Linked DNA regions of Mus musculus: all the other regions are linked to region 3. The links are chromatin loops, found by intact Hi-C in ENCODE. Cell type or tissue: left cerebral cortex. All regions are shown on one strand.

Region 1 (4,000 bases), 270 kb after region 3:
TCCCTATGCATACGTAGGGTCCAGGCACTGAGCAAATACCAAAGGTGGAAAAGGTTAGGTATAAGCAGGCCCAGTGCACTCTGGTTCTCCCTGAGGCTAACCACCCTTGATTATCAATGACCACTGGAAAGACGGCACAAAGGCAAGGACACCCACAGATTTTGAATTAGAAACATATGTTGGAAAAGTAAATTTTTAAGTGAAACATCCAAATTTTAAAATATCTACATTTAACTTCGGAACTATCAAAGATTCATGGACCAAAATGTGTCTGCTGACCAAAATCAACCCATGAGTTCTCAGAGCAGGGCAAGGACTCTCTACCTTCCAGCTTAATTCCAAGCCAATGTCTGACCTCTTAGTTGCTATGGCAGCAGGGAGAATGCCCATACTCCTCTGCACATCATAAAACAGTCTGGCTTTCGGGATTTGTTCATGCCACTCCCCCACCCTAGAATGGACCAAATAGCCAGTCAGTTCCTTTGAGAGTCCATTCTCTAATACACCTGAGAACCCAAAGCAACTGTGATCAAACCATTATCAACAAAGCATCGCACCCTGCCTCCCTACCCATCAGGGCTTGAACTCTTGATTTGACAAAAGATAGAGCACCTGGGCAAACCGGAATGGCTTGCACTGTTGGAATAAGGGCTCAGAATTACACGCCCTCTCCACAGGTTACTTCATGTCAGAAAACACCACTCCCCCTTCTGTTCCACTGACAACAAGGTCAGGTTCTTCTTCACTCGTGTCACCCACTTCCATGCAGAAACCATGAGGTGGGAAATTATTGTGACTCCATCTCAGCCACAGCCTCCACGTGCCCAAGGATCTAAAAGGCAGCCCTGGGCAGAAAGTGTGACAATCTCTGTCTCTGTTCCTACATCTATGTGAAAGCACACAGGCAACAGACAGCAAGTCATAGCACTGCAAACAGGGATGCTGTTCCTGTCGGAGAAAGTCCGAATGGTCTCGTGAGGTACATGGCAATAGCCCTGTATTCCACCATGAGTTGCCCATGAAGATGCTCCCAAAGGAAGAGACTCTAGAGAACCTACATCCTGAGACATAGAAATAGCAATATTTAATGTGAACGTGGATAATATTTGCTTGCTGTGGGAGGCAGATATGTAGTGACCATTCATCCATGTGCCTCTAGAACAAAAATTGGCAATATTGGTTGATTGTTGCATGGTTGGTTGATTGATTAAGGATTCATCTGATCTCTGGTTATAAAAGGTAGTAAATAGATATTCTGCTTCTATAATCCATTCAGTGTCTTGTCATGGGTCCCCCCATCCTGACACTACAGCATGAAGAGACTTCAACTGTACATTACTAAGTAGGCTTGACTGTTTTCTAGTGAAGGTGGAAGGCCAGTTTTGGCGATGGGCTGTCTTTGCTGGTCTTCTCTGTAGAGTCCCCAGGAGGCCTGGAGGATTTCTCTAGCTTCAGCTCACACCAGTGCTGAGCAGAACCTGAAGCTGAAGCTCTGGGCTAGGAACCAGGGCTGCTACTAGACAGAGACTAAGCCAGATCTCCACCTTGCAGGCTGAGCTGCCTCCTAGTGGGAGGGATTGTCCTAACTTCCAGTATGCTTTTTCTCCAGAGACTCAGGCAGCTGCATTCACAAAAAGAGCCTACTCCATAGATAGGCTGTGGGTGTAAATGGGCTCAGATAAGAAAATCATTACAGTAGAGGCTTTTATTTGTGTGTGAAATGAAGCAGTTCTTTTTCTCCCTCCCCTTCACTGCAGGCTCCAGCCATAGCATCATTGGATGCCTAAAGGGAGACCACAGTAAAGACGAAAACCGTTGGAACCATGCTTACTCTAGGTGCATAATTTAAAAACCAAGTATGCATTCTTTCTCTTCAGAAAGCATAACAAGTACCATGGTTGTTAAGCATTAAAGAACATCAATTAACTCTTATGAGAAGACAGCCAGCATTAAACGAGTGGAGTTAGGAATGACGAGTCTTCCTAGCAGCAAGCCAGCATTTCATACAAAGCACTGGTTCTCAACCTTGCTAACTCTGCTACCCTTTAATGCGGTTCCTCACGTGGTGGTGACCTTCAGCTGTAAAATTATTTTTGTTGCTACTTCATAACTATAAATTTGCTACTTTTAAGAATAGTAATATAAAATGATAATAGCAAATATCTAGCATGTGGGATATCTGATATGTGACCCCAGTGAAACGTTTGTTCAATACCACCCCCTCCAAGGGGTTACAACCCACACATTGAGGAGCAGTGGTGTAGAGGCTCTTTTAGCTACAAAGCTTGTGAAATGTGTATTTTGAATGTATTTGATGGAAATGTGTTTGTTTTCTGGAGTTAACATCATCTGTTGGAGCTGGGTCTTGCCAAAACTTCATCTCACTGACTTGCCTAATCTGAAATTAGGACTATATGACATCACTCACTGAATAATTCTTAAAGAGGAAGGTAAGAAAGTACCTTCATAAGATATTTTATTGGTTGGGCAATTAAGCTCTATTTCCAGGTAATCTGAGGGAATGAGCTAGTCATTTATGATACCATAATGAGCTTTATTTTGAGTAAAGCCATGATTCACAGCACAAAGGGATTGGTTCTAAGATGTGAACATTTAGCATTCCTAACAACAAAGCAAAAGCTTTTTGGCCTTATTTAACAAACCAAGAACCTATACACTGTTTCTGAGGCTGCAGCAGCCAAGATTTGTAGCATTTGTGTAGAGCCTCACTTCATGAGACTAGGATGAGCATAAAGTTACTTGGTCTTCCCAGGCCTGTGATATAAACCATACCACTACCATTAGTGCAGACATCTGGGCCTGTGATGTAAGCCACACTATTACAGTCAGTGTAGTACTCCTGGACCTGGGATGTAAGCCACACTCTGACCAGCCCTTGTGATTTCACCAGCACTTCTTCCTCCTGGCTGCTTGTTCCTTCCACCTCATCAGCATCTTGTTTTCTTTATCTGATTCCCTTTATGATCATTATTACTGAGGGTCCCAGCACAGGGCTGCTGCAGTGATACCCTGGGCTTACAACAGTGGGCTTAGTGTTTCCTTCTGTGTGAAGTTGTTTGCTACGAGTGACATAACTTTATTTACATTTTTATTATCCCTGGAGTTAAGCATTTTTTACATGTTTATTGGCCACTCACATGAAGCTTCCTGTTTGTATTTGTTACTCTTTTCCATCGTTGTCTTTGCCTTTTTCATTATTTGTGTCAGTTATTCATATACTAATAATATCACCTAAGGCAATCATTCAGTTTCTCCAAATATGATTGATGTGCCCCCACCTCACACACTCCCTCCCAGACCAATCCACTGCACCAGGAATCTCCCTTTGTGGGAATGAGAACCCTGGTTTTCATTCACTTGGAGCACACAGCCCTTAACACTCCCATTCTGGTGGTATAAGCGCCAAGTTAGCAAAATAAACATCGTTGGCAATTTACCACTTTGAAAAACAAAGGAAAAGAAAGTTGGGCAAGTCTATCATTTTGTATTTTCTCCCTGTTGCATGCAAGGCAGAGAGGGGTAAAAATCTCCACATGGTGTCTGCACTAAAGAATAGACCAGAACCTCGATTCGTCTTCTGCATTCTTCACCATAAGCAGTAAAAACATCAAGAAACCACAGAAAGTGCCTCGGTGTGTACCAGTAGAGGGAGACTCTGGGCCTCCTAAGGCCAGCTAAGGCAGGTGTGGTGAAGTGGTTCTCCTAAGGTTACTGCAGTGGACTACTGAGTTTTTGAATTATCACTTTCCGATCTTTGGGAAACTAAGTTAAACAAGTCTGATGAATGATGGTATTTCTCTTGTTTCCTTTCCATTTTTTGTTCTTAATCGATATTCTTAATCTTCACCATCAAACTACATTATCAAATCTATACCAATCTCCCTCTAAGCTGTCACTCTTTATCCCAGACATGAGTGACAAATTCTCATATAAGCAGAGGCAGCTACCTGGGAGTAAGCTGAGACTCTCATCCATGATT
Region 2 (4,000 bases), 310 kb after region 3:
ATTCATGCACAGAATGTCATCCCTATCATTTATGAGAGATTTTGTTCTTAGTTATAAAGAGTTCAACATGTTAAACTTTTGTTTGTTAATATATTTTGAAAGTGAGAGAACGGGGAGTTCCAGCACACAGGATGCTGAGGCAAGAGGATAGTGAATTTAGGCTAAAAAAGCTAGTCTTCTGATTTAAAATTCTACAGTACAGGGGCTAAGAACACAACATTTTGAGATTGACACATTTGAACTAGAACATCAGCCTTTCCACTATGTTTAGAGCAAACTTATATATGTTATGTTGATAAAGCTATATAAGATACTGTGCTTAAATATTCAGGACAGCTGGACAGTGGTGGAGCACGACTTTAATCCCAGCACTTGAGAAGTAGAGGCAGGTGGATTTCTGAGTTTGAGGCCAGCCTGGTCTACAGAATGAGTTCTAGGACAGCCAGGGCTATACAGAGAAACCCTGTCTCAAAAATAGTAATAATAATAATAATAATAATAATAATTAAGCATAGTACCTGACTTATAGTGCACTTTAAATAGCAGCCACCATTTTCCCCTGTGGCTATACATCCTTATGTCACATAAATCCCTTGACTTGCTGAGCAAGGAATTCAGCCAAAGGACTTTAACAGATGAGGACAGTGAGGTGGTCTGTTTATGAAGCTCAGATCTTCTTCCAGCTCTTTCCCTAAATCATTAGAGTGCATTTTCATTATTCTAGTGTTGAAAGAAAATCAACAGAGGCAAACTTTGGGAGGTTCCCAGAGATACCACCAAGCTTAACTTGGATCTGGGCTTAAAATTTTGTGGGGAAATGACACCCAAGTGGTCTGAGTTACAAAGCCCAAAAATCTACTACAGTAAACTTCCCTCCTATATTAGAACACCAGTGAGTGATGCCTATGTTTGCCCTTGAGAGTTGGTTCTTCTTGTCTGCTCCATGATCTGCTACATCTATAGAATCCATAAGGAAAGCATTGTCTGATGGCCATTCATACTGGACATTTATTTCCTAGCTGGCCACCAGCCTTAAAGACCTACTCTAGCATGCATTCATCTTCTAGTGCTTGGGGCCTACTGTGTGAAGGACATTATACTTGATGTCTAACTGTGGGAAAAGGAACATTTGAGCCAAAGGACACAATCATCTCACTCCAAGCACCCCCAGATGTCTCCCATAAGAACCAAATGACCTTGAGTTGATACACAAAGGTTTACTTGGGGTCAGTGATTCAAAACAATAAACTGGCTTCCCTAAGTTACACAATAAGCCCCACCCCAAATTAGTAGGCTATCTGAACTAGCTCAGAATACTTTCATGTGTGGTTTGTGGGCTGCAAACTGATGCATATTGCTCTCTGCCAGTTCAAGGTCAGAAATGGAGAACGAGCTGCAGAAACTTTCAGTGTCTTCTCATCAACCAGATTCAACACCAGTGAGTGCCATTCCCCAAGCCAGACACAGACCAGTTTGGTGCTGTGAGACTTGCCTGGTCAGCCACATGTAGCCAGTACTATGCCAAAGTCTTAAGCAAGAAAAGGAATGTATTGGTCTCTAATGCCTGAGATTTCTTAGTGTTCTTTTACTTAAAATAGTCTGCAAATCATTGACTTATCTGTAAAATACTCTAAAATGTATTTTGCTTGGAGCTTCTTTGGAGTTTCTAGCTAATCTTTTGAGCAGCACATCTATGTGCTTTAATCATGCTAAGTGAAGATCCCTGGGACCCCTCATATTCTGCATCAGAGATTGTGCCTCCTTCTCCCTTCCTGAGTCAGAGCTGATTTATTCTGTGCTCATTGTTGCACACCGGTTAGTGGCACTAACACTATTTCCAGAGGCTTGTAGAGATGAGAGTCTAAGCTGAGTGTGGTGATTCACTCTGTAACCACAGCCCTCCATATGCCGTGAAAGTGCAGGAGAGAGTGAGTTTGAGGCCAGCACGGACCTCATAGAGTCTTCTAGTAAAAGGACAAGAGGGAAGGAGAAAGGGGAACCTGAGGGCCCAGTTGGGCTGGTCTGGACCTCAGAATCTGTATTTCAACTGTCCCTTCTATTGACTCTGGACCAGTGTCCCCCAAGCCTTGCAGATATTCACAAGGACTCACGGCAAGAAAAGGCCTGCCACCTAGTGGGCTCTCAGGGATATGCCTGACCCTGTCTTTCCTGCAGCCCTTGGAGCCAATGGCAATCCAGTCTTGGGGATTCACTTTGGGCCTGAAAACATGCACATTCACCCCCTTGGTAACACTTCCTTGGTGATAGATCCCTTCTGGAAACCCCCTAATGCAGGATTGGAACTCGCCCTCCACTCTAAAACTATTCCAAGGCTACTCCCTTCTGCACACACAAACCTCCTAAAATTCTGTTGAGAATCACAGAGTTCAGCAAGCCCAGAAAGTTGGTCACAAATAGGGAGGTGACTCCTCAGAGCTAAACCTCAGCAACCCATTGTAACCATAAAGCAGGGCCTCTGTAACAGCCAGGAACTTTCTGGAAGGAGGCATGGGGGCTGCTGGGAGGAAAGCATCAATGTAATGATGCCACTGCAGTTTCTTTGTAAATCTGCGACATTCATGGTGTAAAAATAGATGAATCTTAGATTCCTGGGAAGAAAAATGTAATGCATTTTTTTTCTTTTCTAAACATTCTATATGGTGTTGCAAGGGAAATAAAAATTTCAGTAAGTCATAAGGTTACAAATAATTTATATAAATATTTTTGTTTCAGCTACCAAGGACAAACATTATTACAAATTTTATCACATTTTAGTTGTCTCTTTTATCTATTTTTAACAAACGTGGGTCACATGAGGCATATCATGTGTGACCAGCTTTTAATGCTTACCAATAAACCATCAGCATTTTCCTTTGCTATTAAATATTTTACTGAAAACTGATATTTATTGGCACTAGATTGTTCTTTCTTGTAACTAGAATATCATTTATTAAACCATCCCCCAAGGAACAAAATGCCAATGGAAGGAGTTGCAGAGACAAAGTATGGAGCAGAGACTGAAGGAATGACCATCCAGAGACTGCCCCACCTGGGGATCTATCCTATATACAACCACCAAAACCAGACACTATTGTGGATGCCAACAAGAGCTTGCTGACAGGAGCCTGATATAGCTGTCTCCTGAGAGGCTCTGCCAGTGCCTGACAAATATGGAAGTAGATGCTCACAGCCATCCATTGGACTGTGCACAGGGTCCCCAATGAAGGAGCTGGAGAAAGTACCCAAGGAGCTGAAGGGGTTTACAGCTCCATAGGAGGATCAACAGTGTAAACTAACCAGTACCCCCAGAGCTTCCTGGGTCTAAACCACCAAGCAAAGAAAACACATAGTGGGACTCATGGCTCTAGTTGTATATGTAGCAGAGAATGGCCTAGTAGGTCATCAAAGGGAGGTGAGGCTCTTGGTCCTGTGAAGATTCTATACCCCAGTATAGGGGAATGCCAGGGCCAGTATTCAGGAGTGGGTGGAATGGTGACCGGGGATGGGGTGAGACAGGGGGTTTTCAGAGGGGAAACCAGGAAAGGGGATAACATTTGAAATGCAAATAAAGAGCTGGGCAGTGGTGGTGCACGGCTTTAATTCCAGCACTTGGGAGGCAGAGACAGGCAGATTTCTGAGTTCAAGACAAGCCTGGTCTACAGAGTGAGTTCCAAGACAGCCAAGGCTATACAGAGAAACCCTGTCTCGAAATAAAATAAAATAAAATAAAATAAAATAAAATAAAATAAATGTAAATAAAATAATAAAAAACCATCCTCCAGGGCTTAGACAATTTAAAGTAATTTTTCAATAATTGAATTTAAATAATATCTTATGTCAATGAAGGGGCAGACTTAATTAATCCATGATCTTCGTAGAGAACAGGTGACTTAAATAGACAGTGACACATCAAATGATATATAGCTCCTATTCACCAAGGTAACAAAGTGCCCTGAAAGTCAGAGTCATAATCTACAAATTACCTTATGCTTTGCAATCC
Region 3 (4,000 bases):
CAGAACTAGCTTTGAGCCTAGTTAACAGCAACTGAGGATGCCTCCATGTACTTCCTTACTTGTGGTTACTTGCCACTAACTGATGGCCTGAAAGTGAAGATGCAGAAGGAAGGGGCCTTCCAGGTCTCTTTCACACAGTACTATGCCAAAGGTCCAATGCTGGCATGCAAAATAAGCACACATCAAGAAGTGAAATAGAGTGTGCTTTGCTCTGCATTCCCACTGCTCCAGCATGACAAGACACATGCATATATATGATCTGCAATAGTTGCTCAGTGCAATACTCCAGGTGAGTTAAACCCTCATGAACTGTATCACTACAGACATGGCAAAACACATGAATTGTCAAGTGTGCAATGATAATTTAAACCATTTCTTTGTCCTTGTTTGGAATATTAAAAACACACATAAAAATGCCATGACAGTCCCAAAGACAGAATGCAGAAAGCAGGACGTAGCTTTTAATTTTGTACCTCCTTGACAATTTTTCCTAACTTCATTTCTCACATTTGGAGCTAATAAATAATAATGCATTCAGCTACCTTCTAAAGCCAGTCTTACTGGACCCTCCCTCTTCTGGGCTCTTTTTGCTTCCTTGCTTGATCTGATTTGGCAGTTTATAGTCAGCCATTCCCCTTTTGAGGTCCCCATCTGTGGAGTCATTCAACCCCAGGCTGAAGGTACTCCAGACACCCTGCATGTATACTGAGCATGTTCAGTCCTCCTTCCCTTGATGTTAATCCTTTAATACAGTATAATACCTATTTGCATAGCATTTAATCTAGAGGTGAGACACAGGTCAGAGAAGTTAAATGTTGGTTACATGCAAATACTATGCCATTTTACATATGGAGTTAAGTCACCTGCAGATCCCAATAGCTATGGAGGGACACTGGAATGGTACCCCAGAGACACTAAAAGATGACTTTGTGTCTTTCTCACTGCCACCCATTGGTTTTGAAACTGTCATCTTCCCTAAGTGGTCTGTCAAAGGCTGTGGGGGGTGGGGGGAGTTTACAATTTTAGGCCAGAATGCCTGGGACTTTCATATAATGAACGTAACGATTTAGATTCTCCAGGGCTAGGTCTCAGGGCAGAGCAGCAGGCTCCAGAGAAAGCTGTTTGGTTAATGAAATGATTTAATGTTCCACCCCCCTCAGGAAATCTGTCCACAACTCCACAAACCTTCAAGAACTTCCTGTGTCTGAGTTCTTAGAGGATGGCCCCACTCCACACCCAATCCCACATGGCATTCCTTGTCATAACTACCATCTTTGATAACTGGTCAATTCTAATTTGTGCTTTATTTCTCCCACTGGATTCTGATTCACAGGCGCAGTAGGTAGGGACAAAGTGTAGTCATATAAGAAAGCTAAAAAGATAAGCAGTGCTCACAAATGCAGGAATTAAGAGAGAATATTTTTAAAAACACATTTTACCATGTTCAATAAAGATCTATGGCCAGTTGCACTGTGACCCATGCATGCTCTTGTTGGGCTTCATGTTTCATACTCTTTCTTGCCTAATAGTTCTTTAGGAAACAAACAGATGGCTTTCTTCCTTGACTGGAATCATCAGTTTGAAATTCATAGACTGGTCAGGAGGATGGTGTAGGTGAACTGTGATCCTAGGTTCTGAAAATAAGCAACTGTGCATCACAAGCCAGCAAAGATGGCACCTGAGACCCTGTGCTCCCAGGTTAGGATATCTTTTGCTTTCCCAGGAGTTCTCATGACTCTGAGAATTCCCATGACACTGTGTTGTGTAACAGATTCTTATGGTAACCCCTTACCACCACCCCACCAGCTCTGCTCTCTCAATACCCATTCAAATAGAATCCTACCAAATTTCCTGTTGGAGCGTTGCGATTATATAACACTGTTACAACCAGTCTTGTAAGCCGTTTAATACTTTCACTGATTCTCATTTCATAACTTTCCAAGCAAAATGAAATCAGACAAAACCATCTGAACAAAGAAAAGTAATCTTTTGATGTTGTTGTTATAGTTCATTTTTAGTATGTGGTTTTCTTCAGAAAGAATTTAAGAAAAAACATAGCTCAGAATTATACTAGAAGTATAACGTCCAGGGATTCCGGGTTTCCCAGGGGCCTCTTGAATTCCCCTTTCTAACTTATTACAGAGCTGTTCACAAGTCTCCCCCCCCCCCCCCCCCCCCCCCGACCTGGGCCAAGCCAGGCTTTTCCTTGCAGCCACCAGGGGGCTGTCTGGTTAGGAACTGGGTAGGAGAAGCTGCAGCTTTCCTCCAAACCAACCAAAACCTCCCAAGGCAGCTTTGGAGCAAAGCCCAGGAACTCGCCTGCAAAACAACCTTCACTCTAGAGCCGGCAAGTTCTTAGTGAAGCTTCATTCCGGGTGAGGAATAAAACACGGATTTCTTACAAAGAATTCAAAGGGCAGCCGAGTCTGTGCTGGCCGCGGGGAAAGGCAACGTTCTAGCAGCTGCTTTCTCTCCTGAGTCCTGCTTCTGACTCGCCACAGTTGTTAATGCTGTGACAGGAGGTGTGTTGGCCTTTCTTCTTTTTCCTTTCCTGTGGACTGCCCAAATAACACCCCCGGGGGGGCCTTATCACCCGTGGGGAAATCTAGACAACTCTTTAAAATGATCTAGACATCATTCCCTTTTATACCGTGTTACAAGAGTATGTTGAAGAAAGATTTTTCAAGGTATTTTTTTTTAACAGTGTTCATAAGAACATAATTGTATTCGGTCCTTAATCAAAGTAGTTTTGTCGCAATTGTTAACTTCCCATTGGCTGCGAGTTCTCTGAGCACTCTGCGTTTTTCCAATAAAACCTACCTCCAAGGCGTAGCTGGAAGACTGCCTGGGTCATCTGGAACAGCACACTGTCGCCCGCTGTTTTCTCCCAACCTGACCTTCGGAACTTGAGGTATGGACATTTCAGCGCTATGCTTGCAAGTGCAGAACCCTTCCAGGGTGGAGATTATTTTTGTCTTCTGGTTTTGTACTTATATTTCTAGGACAGAGGCGAAATAACGAGGTGTCCCTTTAAACCCTACTTGTAGAACCAACCCGGAACACACTCAGTGAGGTGTTGGGGGGGGGGGGCACTTCTCATTTAGGGCAAGCAAGGCATTGCCCATTGGTGTGGGGGAGCAGAGCGTCCAGAGCCACAGGAGGATCTGAGCGCCCCGTGTTTCCAAGCGCACCACAAGTGGTTTGGGGGCGGAAGGAGGAGCGCGGTGACACCTGCCGCGCCTGTCGGGCGACTCAGGAGGGTTGTGCCCCTGGAGATCCCCTCTATCTCCTGTCATTCATACCCTACCCCACCCCCTGTCACACTCCTACCTCTTCAACTAAAAGAATGATGGCTCAAATGGATCCTCCACGCTCCTGCAGTTGGGTGGGTGGACGCGTGTCCACCAGACCCGCAGCTACGTGACCCCGGGGGAGGGTGGCGCACAAGGCGCCGTTACCGCAGAGTCGTAGCGGGGGACATTTGCACATAAGCGGCAGGTGCGCAGGGCACTCGAGTGGAGGGTTGCTCGGGCAGTGGCAGGGAGCACAGCCCGGAAGCCATTTCGTCTCTGATACTCTGGCGGAGCCAGGGTGGCCTGAGCCTGCCGCAGCTGCTGGGAGAATCGAACAGGCTAGAGGACCAGAGGGGAAGAACGGTCGGCGGTTCGCCAGCGGCGGAGGAGCTGACACCCTAGTCCCTAGTAAGGCTACCGCGCTGGGTCCTCCGGAGTCGGAGACTCCGGCCCTGCACCTCGCCGCCCGCGCAGGTCGCGGCAGAGAGGTCGCCGGTGTCCTGGGACCCACGCTGCGCCCCTCAGCGTCGGCGCCGGAGGAGAGTTGACAGGTCAAGGGAATAGGGCTCGCTCGGGAGCCCGCGCAGTACTGGACCCCGTGGCGGAGGGGGCGGAGCGGGGAGGAGACTGCGGCTCGGCCGAGCACGGCGCAGCCTTGGGCGGGCGGCCGGCCGGCGTGACGCGGCGGGATTAACTTTGCATGGCTA
Region 4 (4,000 bases), 510 kb after region 3:
AAATGACCATCTAGAGACTGCCTTATCTGGGGAATCCATCCCGTTTACAACCAACAAACCCAGACACTGTTGTGGATGCCAACAAGTGCTTGCTGACAGGAGTCTGATATAGCTCTCTCCTGAGAGGCTCTACCAGTGCCTCACAAATATAGAGGTTGATGTTCACAGCCATCCATTGGACTGAGCACAGAATCCCCAATGGAGGAGTTAGAGAAAGGACCCAAGGAGCTGAAGAAGTTTGCAGCCCCATAGGAGGAACAACAATATGAACTAGCCAATATCCCAGAGCTCCCAGGGACTAAACCACCAACCAAAGAGCACACATGGTGGGACTCACGGCTCTCTGGCTACAGGCTACATATGCAGCAGAGGATGGCCTAGTCGGGCATCAACGAGAGGAGAGGCCCTTTGTCCTATGAAGGCTCTATGCCCCAGTCTGGGAGAATGCCACAGCCAGGAAGCAGGAGTGGGTAGATTGGTGAGCAGGGGGGAGGGGGGAGGTGATAGGGGGAGAGTTGTTTTCAGAGGGGAAACCAGGAAAGGGGATAAATAAATGTAAATCAAGAAAATATCCAATAAAAAAGAAAGATAAGCTCCAGCTGATGCTCCAACATTAAGCTATCAGAACATGACAACAAACAAAGCTACCACCCAATGGGAAATGCTAATGCTCCATTAGGAGAGTTTGGAAGAAGGATGGGAAAGGAATCAGTTAGAGCTGGGAAGTTCATAAAGGGAACAATAGATGCAGCTGGGAAGATATTAATAAAAGCAAACAGGTTTCTCAGAATGTATGGGAAAGGAGTAAAGAGATTGAAAATATGAAGCAAAGTTGTGATGTTATCTGTACTGTATTCTGTCATCAAGAAATATGACAGAGCTAACCAGGTTCAAGGGGAATAGTCTGTGGTATAACAGCACACACTAGGAGCCCATGCCTGCTTCCCTCTCTGCACCTCTGCATTACACTTCATGCAGTGTTAGGATTTGTTTACTTTTAATCACCCCGTTCAACTGAGACTCATGAGGTTGAGAGCTCAGTCAGGGCTCAGTCCTCTATGAGACGTCTATATCACACTCTTTCTCCCATCACAGGTTCGGAAGAGGTTATGGGAGATTGCTGTGAAATACATATTGTGTTGTGCACATGACAGGAGCAGGGCACTCATAGCACACAGCAACAACATCTCACCCCTAACTGAGGAGGTTTGGCAGGTGATGTCTGCTGAAGAGGAAAGGCCACATTTCTTTGACAGGGTGGCCCCTGGTAAGTTTGCACATGCTCTGGTGGATATCTCCACATCCATGCATATATGGGTAGAACTTATTGAACTTAGTGGGTTATTTTTTAAAAGAAAATTATGACCTGGGAGAGAGATATGAGGAAGGAGAGGAAGGCATTGAAGGGGAGAGTAGAGTAGATATTATTTATTAAAATGCACTGTATACACATATGAAATTTTCAAAGAATATTTTTAAAGAACTGGCTTGCACCCTCAAGTCTGCAGTGCCTACTTCAAGCACAGCCTAAGCAAAAACTCACAAAGGCCTCAGAACTACCAAGTCATTCAGAATACATACAGCCAAAGTTTCCGACTCCAAGATAACTCTGAATCATCTGGAAAATATTGCCAAACATTAATATGACATGAATTGCTTTGGTAGCCACCACAACAACCAGACTTCAGAAGGAAGAAAAGTAAAGCAAGCAAGCAACTCAGCAAAGGCCTTTTATATGCCTCACCCCCAAATCTTCACACAATTAAAAGTATATCTGCACCAAAGGAATAAGAAAGGCTCGGTGAGTAGAGGCCCTCACCGTATGACCGGACCATCTCTGTTCAGCCTCAGGACCCACATAATGGTGGAAGAGGAAGAGCAAATGGAAAACTTCTCAACCTCCACACCCATGCTTTTCCACATGCACAATAACAATAAGAGTAAATAAGAATAAGAAGAAACAATTGACCTTACAACCTATTTGAATTCAAGCTCATGTGGAATAAGGTTTTCTACTTATGCCACAAAAACTCATATTCAAAAAAAAATGTAGGTCTTACTGCAACACAATTTAAAACTCTCAGATTTTTTAATTAATGTTTCATGAACTGAAGATAAGGCTCAGTGGTTAGGAGCACTTGTAGAGGATCAGGGTTTGATTCCTAGCATTCACAGGGCAGCTCACTACCATTTGTAAGTCTATTATGAAGGGATCTGGTGCCCTCTTGTGGCTTCTACTGACATTGCAAGAATGTGAAGCACAGGCATGCATACCATCAAAACACCCATACAGATTAAATAAAAATTTAAAAATTTAAAGTTATATTTTTCACCACAAAAGCTATCTATCTTACAATGTGAAAAGGCTTTCTAAAAATTTAAGTAGAACAACACACACACACCACTTCCAAAAGAGAATCAATGTCACACAGGATTTCAAACCTACAAACCTACAGAGTTATACCCTACAGAGTTATAATTTCCAGGCCATATATAGAAGCTTATCTCACAGATACAGGTTGAAAACTCTTAATATGAGATTAACATAATAATGATACTAAAACCAAAAGGGACTGTGTAAGAGGAAAAATATAAGCCAGTCTCATTGTAAATGCATACAAAGTGCATAATAGAAAATTTAAATAGTCTAAATATTTAAATATGACTAATTCTGGAGGCTGGATCAGACCACCTCTTCTAATCTGCAGAAGTTTCGGAGATACTCAGTAAAGGCCAACTGTACAGCATAAGAAACTGAGTTTGAATTTCCACTATGAGTGGAAAAAGCACGTCATGACAGAAAGATTTAAGTGAGAATGAGGAAGAGGTATGAGAAAAACAGGAGGGTAGGGGAGGGATTCACCAAAACAAAATACGCATGGAAAACCCATGTGGAATTTTCTATCTTATTTACTGGTTAAAATATATAATTTTAAATATAGAAAGTTTGGCCAGAACTACCCTGCATGAGTGGTAGCAGATAATGTTGTTCCTGAACAGAAATGATTATCAACTGAAAATCTCCCTTTCCCATTATTCTCAGTTGCCCACTAGAGCAACCAATAAGATCTTATTGCTACAAGCATCACATACATTGGTTGCAGAACACAGAGAAACCAAGAAGAACTGACCTGGAAACTTCTTCCCTGCTGGTGAGTTTCATAGTGTCAGAAGGCACGCCACGGGGGGAAAAGCCATCCATGCTCTTATCCAGCATTTAACCCTGCAAGCTACCATTCCCACCTTATAGTTATGAAGTTAACTAACCTTTTTCTGATTGAAATTGAGACCTGCTCCATAGGAGGAAATCCATGTCTGGAACTATAAACCTAAGGAAAACCCTTGGGCCCTGTAAGAACCCACTATTACTGTTTTGCTAAGTGAACTGCCTTCTAAATATTTGTATTCACACGCATACACTAATGCTGATCTTAGCCTTGGTCAGTGATACTTATATTTGCAGTGAGTGATAGTTAATGCAAACACTCATAATTTGTTAGATGCTCAGACCTAAATAGGACATCTACAATCATCCCCACCAAAGCTAGGGCAACATTGTAGAAAGAATATGGAAAGATTTAAGGACTAGAGAAAGGGAAAGAGGTAAATATGCTATAAAACACTTTCTGGACATGGTTTTGCCTTTTTGTGCTCATGAACCCACAGCAACTGTAGTTGCCTACATAAGACCTGCATAAAAAATCAAGCTAGCCAAATTTCTGCATGGATTGGGAATGTCACCCTCCTCCTAATGAAAAAGCTGCTGACTGGCAGCAGCTGGGGGGGGGGGGGAGTCGGTGCTTTGGGGTTTGAGTGGCAGGAGTTGATGGTATGGCCTCTGGTAGGTGCCAGTGTTCCAGAGGATTCCCCGGTACTCATGTGTATACAGGCAACACTAACTGGGCTCAGTGGGTAATAAAGAGGAGGGTGAGGAGAAGATGGTGACATCTGAAAGGATATGTGACCTGTGTTGGGGGATCCAGGGCAAGCTGAAAAGTGG
Region 5 (4,000 bases), 530 kb after region 3:
CAGGTTGTGGTCTGCTGGCCGGACACAACAGGAAATAATCAAACTCAAGGCTGAAATCAGCCAAATAGAAACAAAAAGAACTATCAACGAATGAACAAAGGCAGGAGCTAGTTCTTTGAGAAAATCAACAAAATAGATAAACCCTTAGCCAGACTAACTAAAGGGCACAGGGACAGTATCCAAACTAATAAAATCAGAAATGAAAATGGAGACATAACAACAAAATATATCTTAAAACAATTATTCTGTCTATTGACTATTAAGAGTTGAAAATATTAAAATCATGTTCTACAAACATCATCGAAAAAAAGAATCAGAACAAGACAAAGAAGAAACTTGGTCAAAAAGCACTAACATGAGGGTCCATAAAATCAAAAGTCTGGCAACCTGGAAAATATTCCGTTTGTAAGCTTTTACTTACTAAACAACATCATTAAGAGATTCTTTATTGTCATAGAATAAAATGAAGTGTCTTTATATATTTAAAATAAAAATGAGAGTTGCTATGACAGAAAGAAAAAAAGAAGGAAGGAAGGAAGGAAAGGAGGAAGGAAGGGAAAGAGGGAAGGAAAGAAGAAGAGAGGAATGGGAAAAATAGGAGTGGGCTGGTAACATGAGAATTCCCTCTCTGCGAGTTTGGAAGTTTTTACATTAAAAGCTTAATAATTGGGAGATTAGGGCAATGCCTCAGTGAGTAAGAGCTCTTGCTGTGGAATCATCAGGAGCTGAGTTCAAACCCAGCACTAAGCAAAGCCAGCACGGTTAGATATAGCTCTATAACCTCAGTGTGATAAAGAATGGAGACAGAAGAGTAGCTGGCTACGTGTTCTCTACCTGGGGTTTCGACAGCTATTCCAAGACATCCATCACCCAGCTGTTGCTTCAGCTGATCTGTCTGGTTAGGCCTCTCTTCCCTCACTGCTCCATGTGTGTTCCTCCTAAAGCTGTTTGCTCTCTTCCCCAACCTGAGGAAGACCAACTTTCCATCAAGAGTGTGCCAGTAACTGCATGCCCCTGCTAGACTCTCCTGTACATTACCAATCATCACAGTTGACATGGTCATAGAAAAGATGTAAGTGAGAAGATGAATAATGTAAACAACCACCATGGGACAGCACACCACACACACACACACACACACACACACACACACACACACACACACACACACACCAAGAATCCTGAATATAGAAGACCTATGACCCAGCACTCTGCAGTTTGCTGGGCCATCTCTCCAGCCCCCTCTCCAGAACTTTCCCACATTTATCTATTTTTAATCTGGTCAGTAGCACAGGCTGCTCTTTTTCCAAGGACCCAAGATGGGTTCCTAGCACCAACTTCAGGCTCACAAGAACTTATAAGTCCATCTCCACCTTCTGACCTCTGCACTCACCTGTACATTCACAACACACACAATTAAAAATAAATTATTTTTAATAAAAAAAAATTCTGAAGAAAAGCTGTTTTTACAATCAAGTGCAAGAGTAAAGTCTTGCCTTTGGTACATCGCTATAACCCTCAGTAAGCTAACACAAATGACACTCTCTAAATACAACCATTTCTGCTGTAAATAACTTAATTAGGCTGTCAAAACAGCCCCAACCTCTTTAACTAAAATCCCAATTCATCTGTCTCATTCTCACTTCACTTGCAGGCAATGCTGGGGCAATTGCCAGGATCTCGAGTTCAAAGCCAGCCCAGGTCAGACCTACGTGTGGCTTGTGCAGCACTTGGGACTAACCAGCAAGCAACCTAAGTGTCCAGCAAGGTCAATCTCCTCATTCCCAGCTCACTCCCTAGATTGTTCCCGCTGATCCGCAGCTCCAACAAGGCCTGTGGATGGTCTTCATGGTCCTCTGGTTCCCTCTGATTTTCAACCTTTTGATTTTCTCCTCCTCTGAAGTTTTGCTTTTGTTGTTTTGTTTTGTTTTTAAACTATGCTTACAGGCGGCTCAGCTTTTACTTGCGCAGGAACTTTTTTTTTTTTTTTTTTTTTTTTTTTTGCTGTCCTTGAAGCAACAGTTTGTCTTTCCCCTCGACGTCTTTGTCTCAATGTCTGATAAACTGCTTATTTTTTTTAAACAGTTTTCCTTTTGAGCCTGAAAAAACAAACATTAACCAGAAAACGGGCCTCATTTCTCTGAATTGTAACTTGCCTCATTTCTCTGAATTGTAACTTGCGATGAAATCCCTGGTGCTATAGCGCCGCCTTATGGTAAACTGAGAATTAGCAGGTAACACTGCCTTTGACTCCTTGATACAGGATATCCTGATGTAGCCCAGATCTTTTTTTATTATTATTAGATATTTTCTTCATTTACATTTCCCCAAAGCCCCATATACCCTCCCCCTGCCCTGCTCCCCAAACCACCCACTCCCGCTTCCAGGCCCTGGCATTCCCCTGTACTGGGGCATATGATCTTCACAAGACCAAGGGCCTCTCCTCCCATTGATGGCCGACTAGGCCATCCTCTGCTATATATGCAACTAGAGACACAGCTCTGGGGAGTACTGGTTAGTTCATATTGTTGTTCCTCCTATAGGGTTGCAGACCCCTTTAGCTCCTTGGGTACTTTCTCTAGCTCCTTCATTAGAGGCCCTGTATTCCATCCAATAGATGACTGTGAGCATCCACTTCTGTATTTGTCAGGCACTGGCAGAGCCTCACAAGGGAGAGCTATATCAGGGTCCTGTCAGCGAGCTCTTGTTGGCATCTGCAATAGTGTCTGGGTTTGGTGGTTGTATATGGGACGGATCCCCAGGCGGGGCATTCTCTGGATGGTCCTTCCTTCAGTCTCAGCTGTGAACTTTGTCTCTGTAACTCCTTCCATGGGTATTTTCTTCCCCATTCTAAGAAGGAGTGAAGTATCCACACTTTGGTCTTCCTTCATCTTGAGTTTCATGTGTTTTGCAAATTGTATCTTGGGTATTCTAAGTTTCTGTGTTAATATCCACTTATCAGTGAGTGCATATCATGTGTGATCTTTTGTGATTGGGTTACCTTACACAGGATGATATCCTCCAGATTTGCCTAAGAATTTCATGAATTCATTGTTTAATAGCTGAGGAGTACTCCATTGTGTAAATGTACCACATTTTCTGTATCCATTCCTCTGTTGAGGGACATCTGGTTTCTTTCCAGCTTCTGGCTATTATAAATAAGTAGCCCAGATCTTGATGATCTCTTGCCTCAGCCTCCTGAGTGCTGCATTACGGGCATGTCCGACCATTTCTGGCAGGTGTGCTGTTTGGTTTTGTTTTGAGGAAAGTCTTGTTATATGCCCCAGGATGGCCTTTCCTCCCTGGTGCTAGGATTAGTGTGCATGTGTGTGCGGTAAATGTATGTGAGTGTGCTTGTCTGTATGCAGAAGCCAAGGTGAAATATCAGGGTTGTTTTCGATCTCTCCTCTACATTATCATTTGAGGCAGGGTCGTTCCAGCAAACCCAGAGCTCACCTAGTGTCTGCTAACAAGCTTGCTGTGGGGTAATCCCCTGTCTTTGCCTTCCGCGGGTTCTGAGGATCTGAACCACAGCACTCTTGCTGGCATGGTAAGTACTTTAACCACTGATCCATCTTCCCAACCCTAGTATAACACTTCTTTTTCATTTAATTTTTTTTTAGAATTATGCTTGTTTTATGAGTGTTTCGCCTATATGTTTATATGTACACACATATATGGTAATATATGTGTGTACAGTGCCTGTACATTCCCACTGAAGTTATGGGTTATCATGAGCTGCCATGTGGATGCTAGATTCTGTCTTCTGGAAGAATAGCCAGTGCTCTTAAAGTGATCCATCCCCTCAGCCATGGCAGAACAGTCTTGATGCCATTCCTAAAGACTTCAAATCTTCATTATTTCTGTTAAAATGGAAAGGAACAGATACCAGTGAGAATTTGAATGGCTTTTTCTTACTATGGTGGTGCCTCATGGATATCTCTGGATCAGACTGGCCTTTAAGAGAACATCAGCTTTTCTGTTAGGATTGTGACACTGT
Region 6 (4,000 bases), 250 kb after region 3:
CTGGGATGAGTACTGGTGCTCCCTAGTCATGTTCCTGGTGACTCAAGTGCCTGGGAGATCAAGCATCTAATCCAGCTTGTCTTGTTACCGGAAGAGTTCTAAGGCATGGTGTCACACCTTGTAGCAACAGGAGGGTACGCTGTCAAGACCAGCTACCCTGACAGTTACATTTTAAGCTCCTGGGACAGTTACTCACACTCGTTGGGCAATATAAAGAAGGCATCCAGAAGCTGTGTAAGCTTCTCCACTAATGGCTCTGTGACCTTGGGCAAGCCATTTCGTTTTCCATTTCCCTGTCTAAAAATAAGCTGAATCAAGCAATCTCTGGGGTTCCTTCCAACTCTGAACTGCAAAGAAGGCTTTGAGCTTGGGAGAAGTGAAAGGCTATCACCCCAGAGTGACCTAGGTTTGCTAGAGTCATCTCCATCTACTTCTTTGGCCTCCAAAGGCCTGAGTTGCCTCCTGTTCAATAAAACAATGGGCTTACTGCCAGCCTAGGTCCAACCTCTAGAGTGCTGCACTCAGAACCACCATGGGCTCTCTGTGGTTGGACCAACCCCCACTCAAGATATGCAGGAGCCTGGTGGCCCTGCATAGGACAGGTACAATTATCTGTGTGATTCAGAGCTCAAAGCTGCTCTGACCTTCCAGTGAGGGTCTCCATTATAGCCAAGGTGCACTTAGGGTAGCTTGTCTAGTTGAACTGTTAGCTGCCAGAGAACCCGGGCTGGAAATCAGCTTTCTTGTTTGTTCCTTCCCTTCCTCCCTTCTCATTCCCCTAAGTTTATTTTGGTTTGGAAGTCCAGCTTACCCAGGGGAATGCAGACCTTTCTTCCTTTTCCTGTGTCTGTGCCTCAGCTTGGCTTGGCCCACCTACCCCAGCTCTCAGGCGTCACTAGCGTGGCTAGCTTCCCTTTTAGAATTTTCCCTTGTGCCCCAAGGTTTACAGGGTCCAGCCTTGGCCCCAGCTCTTCCTCTCCCTCTGCTCTGCTCAGAGGTACCAATCTCCAGCCCAGTGTGATCCAATGAGCACAAAGAAAGCATTCTGATTCATGGAACCAATGTAAGATTCTGACTCACTGCCCAAGGCTTTGGACAGATCTGCTGGCATGGGGGAATGTTGCTAGACCCAAGTTAATATGCTTAATGGATCATCAGCCTTGACCTACAGGATTACTAGGTGTCTCTGTTAAATGCATTCTTCTGGTTTCTGTAATGCAGCTACAGATACCAGGGTCCTCTGTACACCTGACAGTCCTCCCTACGGCTACCAAATAGCCTCATATACCCCTTTAAAACTCAAATACCTCACAGAACCTACTCATGACTGAACCCTCTCCTTCATCTGCAGTGGGAGAGTCAGCCCTTTTCCTATACTCCAAACCGTCTCCTCCATATGGGGTCTCTTCCAAGGACCTCTTCCCAGGATCTCTTCCTCCCTCCTCTTTAAAGGAAAATTATATATATATAATGAAAGAATATGTGTGAGTATATGAATGATGAATATATATTATAAACATATAATTTTCTCTTTAAAAGTATGTATGTGTGAATAGACACGCATGTATACATATCATCCTTTTCACTGTCTCTTAAAACCCTCCAAGTGAGTCTTCCATTAGGGTTTACTTTGTTTGGATGCTTTTAAAGTTCATCTCTTACTGAACTTTCATTTGCTTCACGATGACATTTGCACACATGCATGTGCTGTGCTTTGACAGGGTTTACCCTCCCTCGTGCCCTATTCTGTGCCTTCCCTTCTCCTGTTTTCTCTGTGACCCTTCCACAATGCTGGTACTCTTACTCATTTTTCTTCCATATCTGAAGGAAAACACTTGTCTTTGTGTGGTTGGTATGTTCCTACAACATGATGGTCTCTTGTTCCTGCTATCCTGCAAACAACATGATTTTATTCTTCATAGCAGAGTAGAAGTCCACTGTAAATTTCAAAACACATCTCCTGCATCAGACCCCCAGCTTCCACTCCCCACCCCACCCCAACATGTCTGTCTCCTCATCCCCCACTGACTCTGACATGATCCATCCAACAACCAAGTAACACTTGTTAAAGTCATGGAGGCCCTGTGACCATCTTCTGACTTCTTACCAGAGTCAATACCCAAGTCACTCCTTCCTGTCACAAGCACCTCCCCTAGCGTCTGTGCTTTAAATCCTTAGGCCCCAGTACTCTGTTCCCCTAGACACGTCCATGCACATATGTCCTTCCTTAGCAGCTCACTTTTTCTTTTCTTCCCTTTTACTAAGCATAGGTTTTCTCATACAGTATACTCTGATTACAGTTTCCCTTTCCTCTGCTCCTTCCAGGTCCTCCCCACCTTCCCTTCCATCTAGGTGTACTCCCTGAGCTCTGGGAAGAGAGATTGGATGTCCACATTCAATTTAGATGTCCTTGGAGGTTAGAAAGTGGTATCAGATACCCTGGAGCTGGTCCTGGAGGCAGTTGGGAGCCACCTGGTGGCACTGGGAACCAACTTCAGTCCTCTGCAAGATCAGAATGCACGCTCAACCACTGAGCCAGCCTCCAGAGTGACTTCTGAAGGTTAGATGTAATCATTCTTACTTCTTTTGCACATACCTTCAACTTACCCATAAATATAAAATCCTGCCTTGTGCAGCAAGTGGATCATGCTGTTATTGTTCCATGGAGACTCACACCTATCATGGAATGCTTTCTGCCTCCCCTGAGAGGCCTTAATACCCCCAGCTGCAAGGCAGTCAGGCAGCCAGGCAGCCAGGTAGCCAGGTACTCACAGCCTGTGTCTGAGAGTCCCTACCTGGCCTTGCTCTGATGTGCTGCAGCAGCCCAGCTCCTCGGAGGCCACAGCCTCTGATTATCAGACCAGCACTTTGTGGTCCAGGCTCCCTGTGTCATAGAGTCTAGGCTTGGGACTTACCTTCTTAGACTTTCTGCCCAGGCTGCTCATACCTGCCCTTCAATCTCATCCTGATCTTGGCCCTTGGGGACTCACACCCCACTCACCACTTCTCGTCAAATCCCACATCTTGGTATTTGCTCTACAGCACTTAACATAACTGTAATTCTACATTGACAAGCAAATTAGTTTGATTGGTGTCTGGTCTTTTCTGTAAGTATAGATAATGTATTACTTTTCTTTTACCCTACACATCTAGTTCCTAGCACACAATAATTGATCAGTAGCCCTACAAAAAGAGTTCACTGCTGTGTTACCTTTCTTGGGGAGTCTATTATACACAGGCCATGCGGCAAATAGCAGAAGACTAAAGTAATTATTGCATCCAACTCCAGCGTGGTGAGCCAGTGATTTTACTGGAGTCACTTACAGAACCATGGATAAGGGTTACCTCCATGAGCATGCATGAGAAGAATCCTACAGTAATGAGGGTTACTCCAGGAGAGTGGGAGGAGTTAGTTATCTATCTACTCAGTTAGAACATGAGTGATAAGAGGGAAGTTACCCGTGGGGGTAGAGCAGGAATAAGAGTCACCTCCAGAATAGGGAGAGTTATCAGTGTGGGGGAGGATGTTTTAGTGCCTGCATCACAGAAAGGCCCACATGAGTGACAGCTCACAAAAGCTTTATCATTGTGACTCTTCCACCAGACAGCTTCCTCTTCCCTAGCACCTGTGGTGTCACCTCAAGGAAGGGCATCTGGGTCTATTTTGTAAGTCTCATGAGCCCACCCTTCTCCCGCAAGAAGGAGTGCTTCAATCCAGGGGAAACGACTATACAAAACAGGCATAAAGAGAGAGAGAAGGGCGTAATGGAAGGATGTGGTTATGGCGCACTTGATCTAAGATAATGTACTTCAGCTCAAGTACAAGATTTACTGATTGAATGAACATAATGCACATTTTCCCATTAAAAAAGAACGAGAGAGATTTAAGGATTTAATCACATGAATCAGTTAAAGTATTTTATCCTCAGAAAACAAAACAAAACAAAAAATAATAAAGATGTGTTTACTTTATACCATATCCCTGGACTCTATTTCTATA
Region 7 (4,000 bases), 260 kb after region 3:
AAAAATATATTGAGGCACTGAATGCCATGCACTGAGGCATGAGGGCCTCTTGATGGTATCACCATCCCCAGGTCATTTCTACACAGGCTTTACAGTAGGACCAGAAAAATCAAACCAGCACTTACTAAACTTGAACATCCAGGGAAAAAAGTAACAGAAAATTATGTCTCCAAGTACCTTCCAAAAGCTTCTTTCCCTTCTAAGCTACCTCCCCATCCTCATCCCAGCTCCACCCATCCCAGCCCCACCCATCCCAGATCCACACATCTGCAGCTTCCCCTTTTAATCCTTAAACAACTCTCTCAGTGTTAAAATAATAACCTAATTCCCATTTAGAATTCCAGGTTTGTTTGTTTGTTTTTTCCATGATTTAACCCAGTAGACTAACAAAAATTTGAACCTAATAATTACTTTGACACATTACTGAAAATTATCCAGATAACAGGTTGTTGAAAGTCAACAGGCAATGAGACATAAGACCTTGTCGAGAGCCAATGAATTTGCTAGTAAGTGAATGACTAAATCGCCAAGCACTATCAAACATGGGTCCAGTAGAAGGGCCAGAGACTATAGATTTCAGATATATTTTTTGAAGATGTTATACTAGGGATTGAACCCAGGGCTTTCTGCATACTACAGCTGCTCTTCAAATGATATCATAACTAGCTTTTGTTTCTGTTTTTGTTTGGAGGGGGTGGGGAGTCAGGAGGGGATGGAGTCTCACTATGGGGTAGAAGCCAGACTGGAATTCAGGATTTCTCTGCCTTGGCCCCAAGCATGTTGGGATTATAGGCAAGTGTAGCCATAGCCATGCTGTCTGAAGTCTTCCCACAGGAATATTGCAAGTCAGTCCTGCCTCAGTTTACCTTTTACATTTAAGAAATAGATAACAACTGTATTCATAGGATAAATTTTTCATCTTCAGGGAATTTTCAGAGCAAGGCTGCTTCCCCCTTAAGAAGATGTTATTTTTATCTCTCAGTTTAAAACCTACAGGTGCTCCCAGTGGCTTCTGGCATAGCAGAGCCTGCATTCAGATCTGCAAATACCATATCCATGATATAAGAACAAATATGGATTGATTTCTTTGCTGGAGATTATAATTCTCTCAGGTACTTCAGTCTATTCTTCCAAAGCACTCTAGAGGTGGGGACAGGAGTGGAGCTGTTTGTAGCTACTTATTTCACCATCAAACACCTTTAGAAATCAATGATAAAGCACAAAACTCTGTGCAAGCCCTTTGTTTTCCATTCCTGTTTGATATTTTTCACACTTGTGCCTCCTTGAGTCACCTAACCACAATTACACAATTACACAATTACAGGCTTCTGACAGAGCTGCGTGGTACTTTCATTCCTCTGGAGTTATTGAATTCCAACATGATGAATGTGCTTCCAGACCACCACCCACTACCCCCACCCCACCCCCACACTGGTGTCCTGTGCATTTGCTATTTACTAAAGTTCTCCTTGGCTTGGCAGGGGGACAGTTCCCTACTGACCACCTGGTGGCAGTAAAAGAAGTTTGAGGATCCTACAACTCACTGGTGGCCTACACAGTCCTTGTCCTTGAGAGTCACTATCTAGCCCACCTCTCTGCTCCCTAAGGAGCCTGATGAGTGTCCATGTAGAGAAAGGTCTGTGAGAAGAGGAGGCACTGTGAGTGCTGTGCGTGACAAGCGTGTGCCCCCCTAATCAGCCTCAGAAACTTGAACTGGTCCCTGATTTCTCTATCCCTGTGTTATTTGACTAAGTGTCCCATGTTTCAATCTGTGCAATGGTGCATTTCATGCAGCAGATGGTCTTATAATGACTGTCTTCTTTGTTTGCTTAGATTGTTTAAAAGCCTACTCTGACCCCAAGAGTTTCACTTCTACACTGTTGACCTAGTTCTCAAGGCAGAAATAGAAATTTTATCAGACTGTACCCAAGCCCTCCACCATGTAATGGGAGCAACTGCCACAGGCTTCAGGACACTTAACACAGTAACTGGTGAAACAGACCTTATCCCATCATAGAAATGGTCTCCTGGCTCTCTTCAGTCTCCCTGTCTGTTAGAAGCAGCAGAACCCATGCTCCTTCCCACATGCAATGGAAACATTGCCTATGAGGGACCAGGAAAACAAGGGAAGGTCAAGGAAAGGAAAAAGGCAGCATTTGACATAGGCACAGGTTAGAGTAGAGTCTAGCAGGGTCTGGGGATTTTGCTCACTGGGGGAGCACTTATGCAGCACTTGGTACTATGCACAATCACTTATAATAGAGATGAGCCCTAGAATGAGATAGTTGATCATGATGGTACATTCTTATAATCTTATCACTCAGAAGACAAAGGCAGGGGGACCACCACAAGCTCAAGGCCAACCTGAGCTATATAGGAAGACTTTAACACCTTCATCTTCTTGTGAACAACCATTAGCCACAGCAAGTGAATCTTCATTGCAACCACAGACACTGTTGCCTTATTGAAGGAAAACACTTGACTGCTGCAAACCTGAAAGCTTTGCCCTTCCATAGCCCTTTCCCTGCTGTGGGGCTGAGCCTCCCATCATTCCCAGCACAGGAACTGAAATTGCTTCTGTCTGAGAGTTGCCATTGGACAAAACTTATGGAGCCTAAACAGTCAGCCGTCATCAATGTTGCTTGAGTGTCTGACAAGTGATGGCTGGCCTTTGCAGCAGAAGAACTACCCACTTCAGGGGTGCCTATCAAGGGTTCAGAATAAAGTGGAAGCACTCCCTCACTGGAGCTGGAGTTCTTGAGACTTCAGAACTTTTGTCTCTCTGCAAAAAGTAGGTCCAAATGAAAGTTCTTAGCTACAGTCCAGGAATGGTGGTACATGCTTGTAATAACAAGCATTCAGAAGACTGAGGCAGGAGGATTGCAAGTTAAAGACTAACCCTGAACTACAAAATTAAGACCCTGAATAAACTATTCCTCAATATGTTGGCCCAGAATGCATTGTGTAGTCCAGGCTGGCTTCAGATTCATTGAAATACTCCTGTCTCAGCCTCTTGACTGCTGGGTTTTCAGGCATGAACTGGGTTTTCATGCCTTGTTGAGAGAGTTTATAAGAAAGCAAACTCTTCTCTGACCCATGAACAATGGGAATGGTAAAACATGATATCCAGAAGTGATGGTTCTGGGTGATGCTGGTTCTTAGTCTCTCATCAATATAGCTGTCCTGGCTAGCACTCAGTACCTGATACTTTCGCCTCCATGCTCCACCTCACAAAAGCTTTCACTCTGCTCATCCCTTCCAGGCATCATTTGGCTTGATTTAACTCTGGGTCACCTTTTCCTGTGACCCCCCAAAACTGCTGAGCTCCAGACCCATGCACGACTCTGGAGAAGACCATCCGCAGGGAATCATGTGATGAGGTGATACTGAAGTTCGGGGACAAGTGATACCTGACATGTTGTGAGATACAGTACTGAAGTCGCCCGTGAAATTCTTGAGCTCAGAGTTGAGGAGATAGCGCAGTGGTTAAGCACTTGCTGCACAGTCATGAGGACATGAATTCAGATCCCCAGTAACCAAGGCAATGCCAGATGCTCATGGTGCTCTGCCAGTAATTACAGCCTTGAAAGTCAGAGACAGGATTCCTAAACAGGTTAGCAGTGCTAGCCATTGAACGAGCTCTGGGTTTAACATAGAAGAGTAATCAAAGAGTATTCCCTATCATCAACCTCAGTTACACACACACACACACACACACACACACACACACACACACGGGAAAATAAATCTAGAGCTCATTGTAACAAACAATACAACATGCTAAGTACTACTAAAGTACTAGCAGTACAGCATTAACAGTATAATAACAGTAATGCCATTTAATGATACCACATGACACAATATTGCTGATACTGCACTACAAAAGCTACTATCACCGAAGAAAAGGGTGCTCAGCAGCACTAGCAGGGAGGTTAGCTCTGACTCCATGGTGTTGCTCCCAGTTTTAGGAACTTTACTAAGGTTGTTTTCTTGCTCCTAG

What was found. A loop is a pair of places that touch in the nucleus more often than their neighbours do. Peaks named below come from ENCODE experiments on the same cell type or tissue, not always from the same donor. Only the 100,000 strongest peaks of a DNase experiment are listed, where the experiment ranks them.
Region 1: a loop joins it to region 3, with 5 times the contacts of the local background. A loop is called at or near these places in 17 of 42 quality-filtered maps.
Region 2: a loop joins it to region 3, with 3.0 times the contacts of the local background. A loop is called at or near these places in 14 of 42 quality-filtered maps.
Region 4: a loop joins it to region 3, with 2.4 times the contacts of the local background. A loop is called at or near these places in 18 of 42 quality-filtered maps.
Region 5: it touches region 3 in a loop (3-fold over the local background); 5 of 42 quality-filtered maps call a loop at or near these places.
Region 6: it touches region 3 in a loop (4-fold over the local background); 10 of 42 quality-filtered maps call a loop at or near these places.
Region 7: a loop joins it to region 3, with 3 times the contacts of the local background. A loop is called at or near these places in 17 of 42 quality-filtered maps.

What each region holds. Positions count from the first base shown.
Region 1 is chr14:17,926,119-17,930,118 of GRCm38, forward strand. All of the region lies in intron 3 of Thrb (thyroid hormone receptor beta), which reads left to right. Among named protein-coding and RNA genes, the nearest start is that of Thrb, 270 kb to the left of the region's middle. In left cerebral cortex, CTCF peaks have their summits at 1,577 and 3,685 (motif pointing right); a DNase peak (open chromatin) is centred at 1,567.
Region 2 is chr14:17,965,416-17,969,415 of GRCm38, forward strand. All of the region lies in intron 4 of Thrb (thyroid hormone receptor beta), which reads left to right. Among named protein-coding and RNA genes, the nearest start is that of Nr1d2, 270 kb to the right of the region's middle. In left cerebral cortex, a CTCF peak has its summit at 2,134 (motif pointing left); DNase peaks (open chromatin) are centred at 1,895 and 2,121.
Region 3 is chr14:17,656,934-17,660,933 of GRCm38, forward strand. LOC115488350 reads right to left here. Exons shown (of 3, transcript XM_030248233.1): 2 at 3,331-4,000; 3 at 2,983-2,998. The coding sequence ends at 3,355. It also overlaps a transcript of Thrb not described here. Among named protein-coding and RNA genes, the nearest start is that of Thrb, 2.0 kb to the right of the region's middle. In left cerebral cortex, a CTCF peak has its summit at 2,234 (motif pointing right); DNase peaks (open chromatin) are centred at 1,762, 2,305, 2,906, 3,304 and 2 more places; H3K4me3 peaks cover 1,766 bases; H3K27ac peaks cover 2,143 bases.
Region 4 is chr14:18,165,016-18,169,015 of GRCm38, forward strand. No RefSeq gene overlaps it. Among named protein-coding and RNA genes, the nearest start is that of Nr1d2, 72 kb to the right of the region's middle. In left cerebral cortex, a CTCF peak has its summit at 2,238 (motif pointing left); a DNase peak (open chromatin) is centred at 2,217.
Region 5 is chr14:18,185,030-18,189,029 of GRCm38, forward strand. No RefSeq gene overlaps it. Among named protein-coding and RNA genes, the nearest start is that of Nr1d2, 52 kb to the right of the region's middle. In left cerebral cortex, a CTCF peak has its summit at 2,215; a DNase peak (open chromatin) is centred at 2,204.
Region 6 is chr14:17,902,282-17,906,281 of GRCm38, forward strand. All of the region lies in intron 2 of Thrb (thyroid hormone receptor beta), which reads left to right. Among named protein-coding and RNA genes, the nearest start is that of Thrb, 240 kb to the left of the region's middle. In left cerebral cortex, a CTCF peak has its summit at 2,483; a DNase peak (open chromatin) is centred at 2,486.
Region 7 is chr14:17,919,020-17,923,019 of GRCm38, forward strand. All of the region lies in intron 2 of Thrb (thyroid hormone receptor beta), which reads left to right. Among named protein-coding and RNA genes, the nearest start is that of Thrb, 260 kb to the left of the region's middle. In left cerebral cortex, a CTCF peak has its summit at 1,514 (motif pointing right); no DNase peak of the experiment used is centred here.